Regions from separate parts of the Homo sapiens genome. Here region 2 is linked to region 1. The links are chromatin contacts, found by Hi-C or POLR2A ChIA-PET in ENCODE. All regions are on one chromosome and are shown on one strand. Each heading gives the region's core, a stretch centred on a gene start or an enhancer-like site at or near the end of the contact. The rest is flanking DNA. Distances are from core to core; before and after follow the strand shown. Region 1 has its middle 33 kb from the start of KLHL29. Region 2 overlaps KLHL29 (kelch like family member 29).

Region 1 (4,632 bases), core at 1,168-3,667:
GTCTCCACACAACAGTCATTTCAAAACTTAAATCGATTCTCATTACTCTCCTTTCCAAAACTTCTCATTGAATTCCTATTGTACTTGAGTAAAATTCCAGCTCCCTGTCTTGATCCATGAGGCATCCGTGGATCTCTGCGACCCTGTCTTGTGCCTCCTGCCCTTTCCCCACAGTCGAGCCTCGATGCTTTTCCCTGTTCCTGGACCACACTAGGCTCCCTTTCACCCTGGAGCTCTTGCTCATGTGATTCCCTGTGCCATAAATATCATCCTCCCTCTGACTACATGGCTGGCTCCTTCTTAGGGTCTCAACTTCCAAGCTACCTCCTTCCTGGGGCTTCCCTGACCACTCATGTGAGCATGTTCTCTGCCTTCTTTGAGGTTCCTCATCGCAGCTCCCTCTTCCTTTTCCTTGCAGCACTTCACATTTTGGAAATACCAAGTTGTCCGCTTGGTTAGGGCCATGCTCCCTCCTTGGATCCTGTGTTCCAAAGGGCAAGTCTGTATTTGTCTTATCCACCATGATACCCCAAGCGATCGAGACTATCCTGGCCAACATGGTGAAACTCCATCTCTACTAAAAATACAAAAATTAGCTGAGTGTGGTGGCGTGTGCCTATAGTCCCAGCTACTTGGTTGGGAGGCTAAGGCAGGAGAATCGCTTGAACCCGGGAGGCAGAGGTTGCAGTGAGCCAAGGAAGCTCAATATTAAATATTAATGTCCATATGAATAGTGTAAGATTTTATTATGTCTTTACCATTTTTATGATAGACTACCCCAGATCCTCTTTGGAAGCAGGGAAAGCTTCAAACAATTTTTTTAATATCATAAAAATAAAATTATTCATAATTCCAAAAAGTGGAAACAACCCAAATGTCTATCAACTAATGAGGGGAAAAATAACATGTACAGGTTGCAGTGAGCCGAGATTGCACCACTGCACTCTACCCTGGAGACAGAGTGAGACTCCATCTCAAAACAAAACAAAAAACAAAAAAACCCATGTATTTATCACATAATATTTGGCAATAAAAATAAATAGAGTACTGATACATGGACACCATGGAAGAACCTTGAAAACATTCTGCTAAGTGAAAGAAGCCAGTCACAAAACAACATAGATTGTAAGATTCCACTTTATGAAATGTCCAGAATAGGCCAATCCAGAGACAGAGAGTAGATAAGTGGTTGCCTAGGGCTGAGGGGTTTGGAGGGAATGGGAAGCGACTGCTAGTGGATGTTTGGAGGTAATGAAAATGTTCTGAAATGGTGTTGATGGATGTGCAACTTTTTGAATACACTCAAAACCACCGACTTGTATTTTATTCTATTTTATTTTCTGAGACAGAGTTTTGCTTTTGTTGCCCAGTCTGGAGCGCAATGGTGCAATCTCGGTTCACCAAAACCTCCGACTCCATGGTTCAAGCGATTCTCCTGCCTCAGCCTCCCAAGTAGCTGAGATTACAGGCATGTGCCACCACGCCAGGCTAATTTTGTATTTTTAGTAGAGACGGGGTTTCTCCATGCTGGTCAGGCTGCTCTCGAACTCCCGACCTCGGGTGATCTGCCCGCCTCGGCCTCCCAAAGTGCTGGGATTACAAGCGTGAGCCACCATGCCCAGTCGACTTGTATTTTAAATGGGTAAATTCTAATGATATGTGAATTATATTTCAGTGAAACTGTTACAATTAAAATTAATTAATTAATGGAGTTAAGAGCACCCTTGCTCTCTGAAGACAGATAGACTGGCTAAACAGACCAAGGAGATTGGCTTTGTGTCAAATGCCCACTTTGATTAGGGTCCATCCTCCCTCTCTTTCCCCTTCCCTCTCTTCCTCCCTCCCTTAAATGTTTCTCAGCATTCTTCAGGACTCTGGACCAGAGACGGATTAGACTTAGCCTTTATCCTCAAGCAACTAAGTTTAGTTGGGGCAGGACAGGGTGGAACAAAGGGAGGAGCACGGTGAAGACCTCATGGAGCTCCCTGGGTGCAGGCAGAGCCTCCCGGGGATTCTGGTGAAGAACTCTCTGTGTGGAGAAACATCTTTTGTAACAGCAAATACTGTTTTATTTCTTCATTCTTATATGAATTCAATAGACAATTACTGTGCGGGTTGCTGGGGTACAGAGATGCGTAAGAACATGTGTCCCCAAAGAATGGGGTGGAGGGCACAGGAGCCAACCATGGAATCCTAGCAGGGGTGTCAGAGGCTGAAGAAGGTCCAGAGGGGACCGCGCAGGGCAACCGGCCAGGCTTCCTGGGAAGTCAGTGCTGGAAACAGGAGACTGTGCTCGGCTTGGTGAAGCAGCTCCGAGCCTGTGATTTGTCTGTAGACAGCTCGGTTCGGGTGAGCCCCAGGGCTTTCCTGACTGTTACCGGCCTAATCAAGGCAGAAGGCAGCGTGGTGACCTCCCTCCCAGGCGCCAGGATGCAGCTGTGAAGGCCTGGCTGGGAATTGCTTTGAGGCCGGAGGGGGGTCTCCTCCCCCGACACCCGACAGCCCCTCTTCCATGGCCACAGGGGAGTTGCTGAGCAGATCTCCCCTCCCCGGGAGAGGAGGGCAGGCTGCGTGGCCCTGGCAGGAGAGCATGCGGCAGGCGAGCCTCCGGCCGCAGAGATGCCGGGCTCTGTGCGAGACGTTTGCCGCTAGAGGGAGTGCCACGTCGTTCTCCGTCCCCACCACGGACTCCCAGGGCCGCAAACGAGTTTGGGCGGAAGCCAGGGCTTTGGGGCTTCCTGGGAAACTCACTGTCTTTGCCTTTGTCCTCTCCATTTTGAGATTTCTCAGAAGAAGCTGGACCTAAGAATGCTTCGCATAGTTTGGCAGAATTTGCGGAGCCTGTTCCAGCCGCGTGGGTCTGGAATCCGGGATGCGGTCTCTGGCCTGTGCAACCCCTGTTTAACCCGGGGCTGGCCTCTGGAGGGCAGGGAGGCTGGGAGCAGAGAGAAGCACTCAAGGACCTGAGAAATGTAGAAGGTCTTGGATTTGTTTCCCTGTGTGCAGTCCCCTCTGGCCCTCAGAGCTGCAAAGGACAGACCCCTGGGTTCTGGGCAGGGGCTCAGCTCTGGGATTCGTTCAGTGCTTAAAAGGAGGGAAGGGAACTCAGGAATAAGAACGATCAGGCTGGCAGGACATGCAGCTGTTGTCAGAGACCTGGAAACACATGGGCCAGTGGAGCTGATGGGCCCCGTGGGGTGGGTGGGTGGCAGCATCCAACTGGTCAAGAATGGCTCTGCTGTGGCTTCCTCAGCATGGCCCTGTAAAGAGAGCAGAAGATGACTGTGGATGGCCCCAATTTCTGACATGAGAGGCCCTCACTGGCTCAGGTCGGGCTGGCCTCCTGAGGTGACTGGAGGATGGCTGCCACCTTTGGTGTCGGGACTAAGACTGGAAAAGTGGCGGGTCCAGAGAAAAAGCCCAGGCCCACAGCTTCCGCTGACGTGGCAACTATGCTTTTGGACTGCATCCTGGACCTCTTTTGACCAGGCCCTGTGAAGGGTTGCAGGAGGTTCAAGGCCCCTTTATCTCTCTAGCATTGACTCTTGGGTCTGGGCAACAGACCACCCTTTGCAACCTCTGGGCCCAGGCAGCAGGTGTGCAGGTGAGTGCAGCAGGGGCTTGGCAGCCGGTCACAGCTCCCCACCGAAGCTGCGGGAAGCCGGCGGTGCACCATCTGCAGTGGAGCAGGTCAGAGTGGGCCTGCTGAGGCTCCTGTCACTGCTGCGGTTAATGCTGCCGATTACCATGGTTACCCGGAGGCTGGAAGCTCTGACAGTCAAAGGCAGAGCAGGAGAAGGATGTCCTCTCCCTGCTCTGAGCCACATGGCTGCCTCTCAGTCTCCCTGGGTGGGCAGGATTCTTCTGGAAAATAAAAGTGCCTGGACCAGAGACGTTGTCCTGCCGGGGTTCAGCTGATCCAAGCATCATCCATCCCCAAGTGCCGGGGGCCTTCAGGGAACCCTGTTCTGAGCACATTCAGTGGGGAGGCGGGAGGCAGAAGGGGATTCTGGGCCTTGTGTTTGCTTTGCTCAGTCTTGGAAGGATAGAGAAAGGGAAGAGAAGATGCTAGTCTGGGCCTTAGGGAACTCTGAGTCAGAGGAAGGAAGCAGTTCGCGAGCTGGGTGGTGGATTCAGTATCGACTCCTGAGGATCTAGGAATGGCTTTCTGGTCCTGTGCCTACAGTGGCAGCTTGGGGCTGTGACTGTACCCTCTCCAAATAGGGCACTGGCCAGGGAGTCAGGACACCTGCTTTGCCAGTCATTGTGGGCTCCAGCTCCCGCTGGGTCCTGGTTTCTCCATCTGCAAAATGGGGTTAATGATTACTAATCCCCCACCTATTTCAAGTCTGTGGGGAGAATTTTTTAAACGAATAATTTTGTGCATTGAAATGAGCCAGCAGATTTCAAGTCTTTGGAGAAAAGGCCTTATTTATTATTATCATCAACTCATTGAGCAGAAATTCTGTTTATCTCCTTTACTGCCTCTTCGGTGCTGCATGAACTGAGAGCGATATCACCTCTGCAAGATGACGGGGCCCTGCACAGCTGTCCAGACCCCAATGCTGGGGAGTCCCGGGACCTGGAGAGGCCAGGTGGGGCTTCATCTGAGCTCCAAGGGGACATGGGGAT
Region 2 (4,632 bases), core at 1,467-3,966, 98 kb before region 1:
TGTATATCAGTATATAAGAGATACTTCTAGAAAGAAGACCAACAGGGACAGTGGCTCCTCTCAACGAGGGCTGTGATTATGCTCAGAGTAAAAATTACTGAGGACACAAAGGCGGGGCTGATGGCATGAGTGAACCTGGCAGTCACCCTCCAGTGACGTTCCCAGAACTATTTCAGAGGCAGATGTCACTTTTCTCAGCTTCCCATCTGACACGGTTTGGATGTGTGACCCCTCCAAATCTCATGTTGAAATGAGATCCCCAATGTTGGAGGTGGGGCTTGGTGGGAGGCATTGGACCCTGGAGGATCCCTTGTGAATGGCTCGGCACCATCCCCTTGGTGATGAGTGAGTTCTTACTCAGTTCATGAGACTGCTGGCTGTGACAGTAAGGCATGATGGCTCACACCTGTAATCCTAGCACTTTGGGAGACTGCGGTTGGAGGATGACTTGGGCTCAGGAACTGGAGACCAGCCTGGACAACACAGTGAGACCCCATCTCTAAAAAAAAAAAAAGAAAAAAATTTTTTTTTCTGGGCACGGTGGGACATGCTTGTGGTCCCAGCTATTCAAGAGGCTGAGGTGGGAGGATCAACTGAGGGCAGGAGATTGGGGCTTGAATGAGATGTGATCGCACCACTGCACTCTAGACTGGGTGAAAATGCAAGACCTATTTCAAGAAAAAATAAAAATAAGAGTGGCACCTCCCCCTTCTCTTGCTCCCCCTCTCGTCATGTGACAGCCTGCTCCCTCTTCGCCTTCTGCCCTGATTAGAAGCATCCTGAGGCCTCTCCAGGAGAGGATGCCAGTGCCATGCTTCCTAGACACCCTACAGAACCATGAGCCAAATGAACTCCTTTCTTTATAAACTACCCAGCTTCAGGTACTTCTTTATAGCAACTAAAGAATGGACTAGTACATTACCCAATAGCAGGCCTGTGGGCCAGTTTTCTGGGTCAACGTTGATCCCTTCTACTATTCCTGTTAACTTAAACCCTGAGGAGTAAAATGGACTAATGTGCCCGTCCAAAATCCCTCCGTCTCCCACCTGGAGGACACTCACAAGGAAACAGCTGCTTTCACTGGGAGCTGGGGAGAAAAACTTTCTATTCCCTTAAAGGCAGAACCTCAGAGCCTCAAGTGGGGCCATGAGGCTGCCTTGGGAAGAGGGAGATGCAGGAGGCTCTAGACTTGGGTGAGAGCTTGCAAGGCGCATGCACAGCTTCCCAGTCCCCATGACCCAGGTGCAATTCATATGGGAAGAGCTGTCCACACTGCCACTGATGTTTGCTGTGGGAATGAAAACAAACAAGCAAGGCTCCCCAAACAGAGCTAGAAAGGCCTTCAGGGAACACAGGACAAGAAAGATGATGAGAACTCACATTCCCTGGGTCCCTACTGTGTTCCAGGCACAGCTCAAATACAGCCTTTACATGGATTTACCCAGGGAGTTCTATGGGAGTGATCACTGGAATTCTCTCTGTATTAAGATGAGGAGACAGACACAGAGAGGTTAAGTCACTTACCTAAAAACAAACCAGTTTTTAGGTAAGTGGAGTAGGATGTGGAGCCAGGATTCAAACTCAGCCATCTGGCTTCAAAGACAAACTTAAAAAAATTTCCTTAGTTTATGCTAAGTGAAAGAATTAAGTCACAAAAGACCGCATTATTGTATAATTCCATTGATATCCACTGTCCAGAACAGGGAAAGCTATAGACATAGAAAGTGGATCTGTCAGAAATCTGTTTGAGTGAAAAAGAAAAAAACAATAGATTAGTGGTTGCCAGTGATTGGGGGAAGGAAAAATGGGGATTGACTGCTAATGTGTATGGGGTTTCTTTTTGAGATGATGAAAATGCTCTAATATAAGCCATAGGGATGGTTGCACATATCTGTGACTATATTAAAAACCACTGAATTGTATACCTTAAATGGGTAAATTATAGGGTATGTGAACTATTTATCAATAAAGCTGTTGTTATTATTATTATTAACTTAGTTAAAACACATCTCCTGAGAAACAAACCAGAGGATACACAACTCTGCTTTCACTGGGGACCTGGGGAGACAGTGCAACTTCACTTCAAAGGGAAACGGATCCAAAAGAAAAACGGGAGGAATGTCCATTTTTTTTTAGTCTTTCAATATCGAAGCTGCCAATTGAATCTCTAGGGCTGAAGTCTTGGGGGCAGCCCCTAATGTTCTGCAGAGAAGGGATCAGGGCCCTAAGGAACCCCAGGATCCTGGCTGCATGGACGACCTTGGCTTCCTGATCTGTCTCACAGCACAGCCACCGGAGAGCCCTATAAGGTTATTAAATATGAATTAAGAAAATGTAAGATGTGCAGGCCGCAATCTAAGCTATAGAAAAACAACCCTGACCCTTCACATGATCCCATGAAGCAGGGTGAACCATCTCGGCCTGGCGGCACGTCTTGCCCAGCTAAGCGGCATGACCTGGGAAATCTTGGGAGAGTCGTGCTCTGTCTCACCGAGAGGCGAGATGAAAGCTCCAACAAGGCCGGTGCTGCCGTCATGATGAACTTGCTTCATGTTCCTCCACTTGTGTTCTGAATTGCAGACTTGTTTTCCCCGGTATTTGTCACATTGAGGACATGAGCTTTTTAATTGGCGATCGAGCTTGCCGCTTGAGATGTCAAAAGACTGTCTTTGTTGAGAAGCAGCTCTGTTAAGCACAGGCCCCACAAGTTAATGGCTGTGTCCCTGAGTCAGCTGGGGAGCCCTGGCTTGAGCACAGAATAAAGCCAGCCAAAAGAACAGATGATTTCATTTAGGCAGAGCCTCGCTAGATAGCCCCTGGGTGCTGAATTCCATATTAGATTTAACATGCAGGGTTCCAGAGGGCTTGGTTCTCCACGCCTCTCATCCAAGCTATGCTTTCCAAGGAGTTCAGTTGTATGGGCCATTGGAGAGGTTAAACATTGTGCCTAAGGTTCTCTAATTAGTTGATGACCCCAACTAATGGCCTCTCTGTATCCAGAGAGGGCAACTTTGAGGTACCCTTTCCACCATGACCTTGAGCATGACTGTGTGACTGGCTTTAGGAAAATGCATGCACATTTCAACTTCCTCTTTCATTTCTCAGAAATTGCTATAAGAACACACTGGCTGGACTATTGGAGGATGAGAAACCAGCCTACTTAGTGAGAGATCAGCCAGCTAACCCCAAGCATGTGACAGGTCCCAGCCAAGATAAGCAGAGCCACCTAAGTGACCTGCAGCTGACCACTGATGCATGAGTGAACCCAGCTGAGAAGAACCAGCCAACCTATAGACTAGGCGAACAATATTACATGTCTACTGTTTTAAGTCAGTGAATTTTAGGGTGACTTGTTAGGCAGCATTGTTAGATCAAAGGGTAATGGATACAACCAGTCAATAGCCATTAGATAGACACCATCAAAATCAGTCCTCAAAGGATTCAGAGCCAGCTCAAGAGTCCTCCTTGTACCATACAGACACATGGACTAGAGCTGTGAACCTGCTGAAGAAACAGAATATGGAGAAGACATGTTTGTCATGGAGTCCAGCCAGCCCCAAGCATGAGCTCACGGGATTCCTGTGAGGCAGTACACTTCACAGAGCTTAGATGCTGGGAACACACAGCCTGGCTTCAAATCCTGGATCCACCACTTCCTGTGTAAGCTCTGGGAAGTTATTTAATGTGTGGGTCTGCAGACTGGCTCAATCAACATCCATTGGACCTTCCTCCCCATGTGCCTTGCTGTATGCCAAAGTTGGCAAAATGACAACGACCTATTCCTTTGCACCTCCAGGTTCTAGATGTGTTTAAGATTCTACCAAGCAGACGTGTTTGCATATGCTTTGAGAAGCTAAGGAAATGAGGTGGAGGCCATACGGTGGTAGATTCTGCCGTTCTCTGGCAAGCACAGGCAAGGAGACCAGTCACCAGTTTTGCAGGTGTGCTGAAAAGCAGATTGCAGGTGCAGCAAAAGGCATGCCAACTCTGAAGCAAACAGTCATGGTCACCTCTCCTGGTCCCCAGAAGGTGGTTGAGTGGGTGTTCCTGGGGTTGACAGTTCCTGCAATAGAGTCCTGATTCTCAACTTTCCTGACTGTGGAAGCAGCAATCTTGAGGGTCCAGCCATGCAGTGTCCTGTTGAGAATCACTCCTGGAAGCTGAGCCTCCATCCTGCTCCTCTAGGCCCTTCTAATTCTGGAAACTCCCAATCCCCTCTATTAATCTTTTCTTAAATAGCTGGTGAGGTTTGTGTTTTCGGGCATCTGAACTGATATGGATTCACTTAACCTGCATGGACCTCAGTTTCCTCATGGTTTAAGGGATGGTGATATCAACTGCCTCAAAGGGTTGTCACAAGGATCTGATTAGATTACCCATACTGAGCACTTAGAACAGTGCCTGGAATAAGGAAAGTGTTTCAAATCTTATTATTCTTAGATTTGTAAATCCAGAAACCTGCTGGTGTCAGAGCACCTGCAATTGACAAACTCTGGGGACTGGGGACATCTAGTATATTCTGATTTGGGAACCTCTTTCCTAGTCTTCTCACACGTCCTGTGGATCTTCCAGGAATGGGGAAGTCCTTAGTATACAAAGTATTAGTATACTAATACTTTGAGTATTTTCAAA

The links. A loop is a pair of places that touch in the nucleus more often than their neighbours do. ChIA-PET counts read pairs that join two places held with the same protein, here RNA polymerase II (POLR2A). Pooled maps may share reads with other maps.
Region 2: a loop to region 1 is called in a map with no recorded cell type, with 2.3 times the contacts of the local background. The contact joins two enhancer-like sites. A Hi-C loop is called at or near these places in 2 of 168 maps with a recorded cell type or tissue (endothelial cell of umbilical vein and naive thymus-derived CD4-positive, alpha-beta T cell), 1 of 37 single-sample maps with no recorded cell type and 2 of 50 pooled maps. POLR2A ChIA-PET finds 5 or more read pairs at or near these places in 2 of 52 experiments (activated CD4-positive, alpha-beta T cell and activated T-cell).

The regions. Positions count from the first base shown.
Region 1 is chr2:23,349,721-23,354,352 of GRCh38, reverse strand. No RefSeq gene overlaps it. Among named protein-coding and RNA genes, the nearest start is that of KLHL29, 33 kb to the left of the region's middle. Within about 2 kb of position 2,417, at least 15 of the 41 ENCODE cell types and tissues checked have a DNase peak (open chromatin) inside an H3K27ac peak, as active enhancers do.
Region 2 is chr2:23,448,074-23,452,705 of GRCh38, reverse strand. All of the region lies in intron 1 of KLHL29 (kelch like family member 29), which reads right to left. All of the region lies in intron 1 of LOC124907741 (a long non-coding RNA gene), which reads left to right. Among named protein-coding and RNA genes, the nearest start is that of LINC02923, 63 kb to the right of the region's middle. RefSeq lists an enhancer at 217-316. Within about 2 kb of position 2,716, at least 2 of the 41 ENCODE cell types and tissues checked have a DNase peak (open chromatin) inside an H3K27ac peak, as active enhancers do.